2 separate regions of the Homo sapiens genome follow, and region 2 is linked to region 1. The links are chromatin contacts, found by Hi-C in ENCODE. All regions are on one chromosome and are shown on one strand. The core of a region is the stretch at or near the end of the contact, and the rest is flanking DNA. Distances in the headings are between cores, read along the strand shown.

Evidence for each region. Hi-C counts contacts between places; a loop is a spot of excess contacts on that map. Pooled maps may share reads with other maps.
Region 2: a loop to region 1 is called in a pooled map, with 11 times the contacts of the local background. The contact joins the promoter of TMEM229B here to the promoter of GPHN in region 1. A Hi-C loop is called at or near these places in 3 of 37 single-sample maps with no recorded cell type and 9 of 50 pooled maps.

The regions. Positions count from the first base shown.
Region 1 is chr14:66,506,629-66,509,919 of GRCh38, reverse strand. GPHN (gephyrin) reads right to left here and starts at 1,773. Exons shown (of 23, transcript NM_020806.5): 1 at 1,329-1,773. The coding sequence starts at 1,392. RefSeq lists enhancers at 489-538, 789-948 and silencers at 1,039-1,188, 1,539-1,728.
Region 2 is chr14:67,486,997-67,490,287 of GRCh38, reverse strand. TMEM229B (transmembrane protein 229B) reads left to right here and starts at 1,567. Exons shown (of 3, transcript NM_001348543.2): 1 at 1,567-1,780; 2 at 3,116-3,288. It also overlaps a transcript of GPHN not described here. RefSeq lists enhancers at 1,436-1,855, 1,493-1,992, 2,156-2,225.

The DNA of each region.
Region 1 (3,291 bases), core at 524-3,023:
TTTTCATAAAATTCAGCAGCTAAATTAAGCTTTGCACTCAATATCTGCCGGCAGTCTCAGACATTTTTTTTCTACCTAATAATAAAAGCAAGTCTTATTCAATTTAGTCCCTTCTCGAGCACCGTCTCGACCTGTCAGAATTTGACAGTTAAAGAAAAAATTAAAAAAAGAAGTAAGGGAAACACTAGGATTCCCGTCCACACTGCTTCTTTTTCCGAAATCACATCACTGAGTCTTGGATTTCCTTCACTCCAAACTAAGCCCTCAGATTCCAAATATAGTTCTTTAACCCCCGTCTCGCCACTCAATTACACATAAACCTTGCCAATTACAGAACCACAGCAGAAACCCCTACAAATCCGCTTGCTGTTCATCTTGGAAGTCATGCCCTGCAGCAACTGCCGATCGCCGAAGTGACGGATATTAACCAAATTCAGCGCAACGGAATCAGACATGCAGAACACACACGGCTTTCGCGAGGGAGGGAAACGCGACCCGGGAAAAGTGCGCTCCTCACCAGCCTCGGGACGCTCTACCGGGGTGGGGGTTCCCAGAAAGGAGGGGGAGAGGAGCCCGAGTAGGGGAATCCTGCCCTCTCAAGTAAAAAGCTGGATCCCCGGCAGCAGGCTGCAGCCCGTCCTCGCTAAGGAAACGACGAGGCAGACAGAGGGCCTTTTGCGCGGAAAGGCAGAAGGCAGACACTTTCCGAGGTCCGGACGCAAGCCGATCCCCCATCCCCCGAGGGAGGCGAAGGGTGCCCCATGGGTGGCTGAGGGGACGCCCGGCCCGCGAGGGACAACCCGAGGAGGAGCAGTTTCATCTGATTAACACCTGAGTCTCGTCCAGGCAAGCACAGATACTGGCGTGGGGCCGCCCAGGTGGGGGGAAGGGAAGGAGAGGAAGGGGGTGGAGATGGGATTCCCCCCTCTCTCTGAAGAGCACTAGCGGAGGATGCGCCCAGGCCAGCCGAGAGCGGCATGCTTCAGACTGCGGAGCCGGGATCCCGCCGCCTGCACCGACAGCGCGGAGCCCCGCAGCGCCCTCCGCACCGGCCCCTCGGTCCCCGGGGGCCCAGGACTTTGCTTCCGAAGGCGCTGGGGCCTAACATCCCACGGGGTCGACCCCGGCTCCTGGGGCCTGGGGGAGGGGACCCGCGGGAACACCCCCAATCTCCGGCGGTTCTCAGCGGTTGTAAAATGCACCCCCGCGGTTCCCTTCTTCAGCCTTCCCTCCTCCCGAGGCCGCAGAGAAGGGCCACCACAGGCGAAAAGCCTAAGGCAATGCAGGGACAGCAGCCTCATAGGTCCCAGACCTCCTCCCCCGGTTACCTGTAAGGACTCCGACACGGATTTGATGGTCGTGGTTAGTAAGGATCATTCCCTCGGTCGCCATGTTTCCCAGCGCAGTCACCGCACTGACAGGAGCCGGGAGAAACCGGAGCCCGGAGCGCGCGGGCCGGGAGCGCGCTCGCCGAGGAGAGCGCGACAGCTAGGGAGCCAGAGAAGCGCGAGGAGAGCGGGGAAGGAGGGGGAGGCCACAGAGTGCACGGTGGCCTGCGTGGGGGAGAGGCCGCGCCGGGAGTGCGCGGGTCCGCGGGAGGGGAAGGAGTCAGGGCGCGCGGCCCCAAGTCCGGCAAGAAGGAGGCAAGCTTGGGGGGCGCGGTGGCCGCACGGGGAGAGCGCGCGGAGGCGGCAGAACGAGGCCGGAGAGTGTCGGAACGCTCTGCGGAGCGCGAGACCCAAGGCAGCTAGATGGCAGGACTGAGAGGAAAGGATAGCACACGCTCTGGAGGTTGCGGGGGCGGACTCGGGGACAAGGGCGGAGCTACACCCCTAGGCGTGGAACTCGTGGAGAGTGAGGGGAGGAGTGAGAGCTCGGGTGCTGAGTATTGGGAGCGGGAAGGAGCCGGCCCAGCCTGAGTAGGACCGCGGATCGCTCCTGGGCGCGCGAGTAGCACCGGATTGGCTGAGTGAACGCGGAGCGTGTGCGCGCGAGGCACGAACGCAACCTCGGCCGGGCCCCAGACAGAAGCAATCCCCTGCCGAGCCTGACACCTCGTTGGTTGTCCGCGCCTTAGGCTGGCTCTCGCCGGCGGGCCGGCTTTCTACGCGGGGGCAGCGAGGCTGGCTCAGCACCCCGGGCCTCCTCTTGCAACCCTCGGGAATGGCCGGCCGCCCCACTGAAAGCGCTGGGGAACCGAGAGGTGTCTTAGAAAGCTGCATGAGTGGCAGAACGGTGGCTACTATGACAGAGAGGCCGCCGTGGGCGAAGAGGGAGGTATCCTGTCCTGCCTCGTGCTAGCCGCTGGCTTCCTCAGTGGGCTCTCCCTGAAGGAGGATTTCCGCTTCACCTATGCTTTAGGATTCCATCTCCAGTCAGTGCCTGCAAGACGATCCTCACGTGCGAAACTGAGGAGTCTGAGGCAGGGCAGCTGGAGTGGAGATACCTGGCTTCTCTTCCTCCTGCTGTCCCACGGTTTTGTGGCCTTAAGCCTCTTCGCCATGAGCGCTGCTTTTAGATGAAAAGCATCAATCTCCTTAGCGAACGAGAACGTGTTCCACCTGAACCACAGTCCATTGCCGCGGCGATTTTCATTTCAGTATTCGTGGGATGTGAGATTACCATGAAAGTAGCTTTTGTTGCCATTTATTTCCATGTGCCTTTCATGAAACGTGTTATTAATCACCTGTGGCTATTCTACGTTAGTTTCTTACTATCGTTCTGGACCTTTCAACTTCTGAATTTTAAAAAGTTATATGCGTGTGTGTGTGTGTACACACACTCATATGTATATGTTTTCTCTTCTTAGCTGTAGTAACCTGGAGGCATAAAAGTGAAAAGCAAAGTATTAAAAGATGTATATCAGTGTTTATACACAAATTTCAAAGTCACTTTGATAGGTTTTTTTTTGGTTTTGGTTTTGGTTTTTTTTGATCCGGAGTCTCGCTCTGTCGCCAGGCTCCAGTGCAGTGGCGCGATCTCGGCTCACTTGCAACCTCTGCCTCCCAGGTTCAAGCGATTCTCCTGCGTCAGCCTCCCGAGTAGCTGGAACTACAGGCGCGTGCCACGACACCCAGCTAATTTTTGTATTATTAGTAGAGACGGGGTTTCACCATGTTGGCCAGGATAGTCTCGATCAAGATCTTGACCTCGTGACCCGCCCGCCTTGGCCTCCCAAAGTGCTGGGATTACAGGTGTGAGCCACCGTGCCTGGCCGATTATGAGTTTTTTATTGTTCCGTTGGAACATGAAATTACCCATCCTCTGAAGATTCACGTGCTTATGTATTTC
Region 2 (3,291 bases), core at 318-2,817, 980 kb before region 1:
TGGGAGAAAGGAGAGTGAGCACACTCCTTGCTTCCTTCACCTGCAGAGACAGCCTTGCCTTTAGTAAACCAACATGTATGGCTCATCTGTGATGGTGGCCTATAAATTAGAGAAAAACACAAGACATTGCTATGTTTGATTAGTAACATTGGATGTTTCAGTCGCCCAAGAATTTAAATGCAGCTGGGCCCTTCTCCACCTTGCCTGTCCATCCATCCAGCAGAAATTTTATGATCTCAAGAAATTCATAGCGTGGTGGGGGAAACAGACACATAGACAGAATTTTTTTTTTTTTTTTGAGACGGAGTCTCGCTCTGTCGCCCAGGCTGGAGTGCAGTGGCGTGGTCTCAGATCACTGCAAGCTCTGCCTCCCAGGTTCACGCCATTCTCCTGCCTCAGCCTCCCAAGTAGCTGGGACTACAGGTGCCCACCATCACACCTGGCTAATTTTTTGTGCTTTTAGTAGAGATGGGGTTTCACCATGTTAGCCAGGATGGTCTCGATCTCCTGACCTCGTGATCCGCCCGCCTCGGCCTCCCAATGTGCTGGGATTACAGGCGTGAGCCACCGCGCCCGGCTACATAGAAAGAATTTTAAGATGGGATGACATGTTTCAGTTGAAGGATGGTCAGATCCCCCTGGGAACATCAGTGATGGAATGACCTGGAGGTTGTGGGACGGCATCGCAAAGGAGTGAGGAGGGAGCAGGGTCTGGAAGAAGGAGTCAGAATGGTGGCTGCAGAGGAGGGCAGGAGAGATGACAGTGCTTGAAACAGGCCGGTGGTCTCTGCTTCTTCACGCTCCCAGCAGCGTCTCAGGCATATTGACCAGAAGCTGCATGGACAAACTCAGCTATAAGTTTGCAAAATAAGCAGCTTACTTGGAATGGACTAAGTAGTTTACACTGACTTGAAGACCCTTGCATGCAGACATGTGCCTTAAGGATGAGATTTGGGTGGGAAGCAGTTCGAAGGCACATTGTATGGGGACAGGGTGATTCTGGAGGCTGAGGACTGGGATTTGAATCAAATGTTTGGATTTGGCCAAATCTCTTAATGTCCTGAACCCTCTGTGTTTTCATTTCTAAAATAGAGGTGACCATTTCTGCCCTTCCTGCCCCTCAGGAGCCTGAGAAAATCATGAGAGATGATCTAAGTTCCATCCATATGTTAGTTGCTATAAGGGCTCATCATTCATTCATATGTTCCAAGAAACTCTGGTTCAGGTCCTGCAGTCCTCAAAGGAGCCTCATGTCCCCTGTCCCCTGGGATCTACTCTTGGGGGATAGGGAGTGTCAGTGAGGCCTAGGGACAGCTTATGCACTTGGAGGGAGAGGTGCACCATCATCTCATCCTCCCTGCAACTAAGTTTTTCCTGGGGAAAAAGCCTGCAGACCAGGAAGTGGGAGGTGTCTGGTGGGACACTGCCCTCAAAAGGAGCCTTTCTGAGTGCTGGGGCTTCATCTGCCAGGGCTGCACCTCAGCAGGCAGTGGGCTCCCAGAGCTGGCTGCAGTAACCCGCAGGCTGTGCCGGCAGGATGTGGTCTTTGGTTTCTGTTTCTGTTTTAGTTCTGACTTGTGCCGTGGATGTGGCTGAGGGCCTAGGGTGGGGAGAAGTCTCCACAGGTGGGATTGAACTCCCCAGGCACATGGTCCTTGTGGTGCTGGTGGAGAGAGAGTCCCAGAGGGTTCGGACATGCTCCGTTAAAACCTTTTCCTCAAGGTGATAGGTACGTGTCAAGGTGACCCCTGTCCGCCATCCGGCAGGCTGGAAGAAGCCGGTAAGATGGACAGATCAGGGAGGGTTGGAGGGTCCCGTTTGTGAAGGAGCTGGGGAGGGGGAGGCAAGGCTGAGCACAGCAGCCCACTGTGATGCTCTCAGTGCAGAGGCCCCGGGGGGAGACCCAGGGGGGCACCCCCCAAAACCACACCATACAGTGAGTTTCAGTTCCCCCACTCCTGCCCTTTCACTTCTCCTCGGCTGCCTGGCTGCCTCACAGGTTGTCAGCTTGAGCAAGGGCCCAAGCGGCCTCTACTCAGAGACCCTGGTGGTCAGAGGGGAGTGGGGAAGGTGGACATGGGCATCAGCACAGACCAGCACCTCTGGTCCATCCTGCCTGGTCATCCACAGGGGAGTGCCAGCTCCCACCCCCAGCCACATACTGTTCTCAGCTTCTGAGTGGCTGGGCTGTCCCAGAGGGCCATGCTGGGCCTGAGTGCTGTCCTTGGGCATATGCAGATGGTGTTGTATCCAGGGGGTTTTCAGGGAAGCTTTAGCACTTTCATATTAAAACAAAAAATGTTGGAATCTCCATTAAATAGTCAAGTCTTAGGGATAGTAGTAAAAACATGGCTGTACATGGCTGGCCAGGCACAGTGGCTCACGCCTATAATCCTAGCACTTTGGGAGGCTGAGGTGGGAGGGTTGGCCAAGAGCTTGAGACCAGCCTGGTCAACATAGCAAGACCCGTCTCTACTTGATTTTTTTTTTTAAAGTACATGGCAAAGGGCATTATAAAGTAAGATTTGTATTAGCTTGTAGCTGGTTACTGATGTTCATAGGAAGGGCCTCAACCATAATAATGGTGAAATAATAAAATGAGATGAATAAATATTAGAGAGGTAGAATAGTACGTAGAAAGGTTTAGCACACATTTTGTTTTTCTGCACGAGTGGTTGTTCTCTGCTTTCAAAGTGCTGAAACGAATGTCCTACATTGTCTGCCTTCCATGAGGTTCTGACCGCCCTTGAGAACAGATGTACCCACTACAGGGTGAAGGTGAGAATGTAATTTGAAGCTGAATGAGAATGGAGCTGGATTCTAAAATTATATCCCCTCTCAGATTCACAAGTGTTCACACATTTAGGCAAGAAGCCCTAAGTCCTAACCCTGGACATGTGGATTGTCCAGGACCATCCCAGACTTTTGTGGCTGGATTAATCAGACCTGAGCAAACTGGATGCAAAGAGGAGGGGGTAGGTTCCGGGAAGGGGCCCTGGTGGCCAGGGTGGGATGAGTGTCTGGTGCTGAGCCCAGAGCCCAGGCCCTTGCAATGTTTTTCTTGGATCTGCTGGGGGCAGTTTAAGCTAATAAAAGCCTCCTCTTTTATTCCCAGGGACACATGGAAGCTGCCAGCCCCCCAGCCAAGGATCAGCTGAGCCCTAGGGCTGATGCTTGCCTACGTTGCTGAGAATGGCACTGAGGCCCAGCCAACAAAGGTTAACCCAGGACACTCCTGGACAGTGATCCTGATGTCTGTTGTGAGCTGCACACTCAAGGGTGTGATAAGTG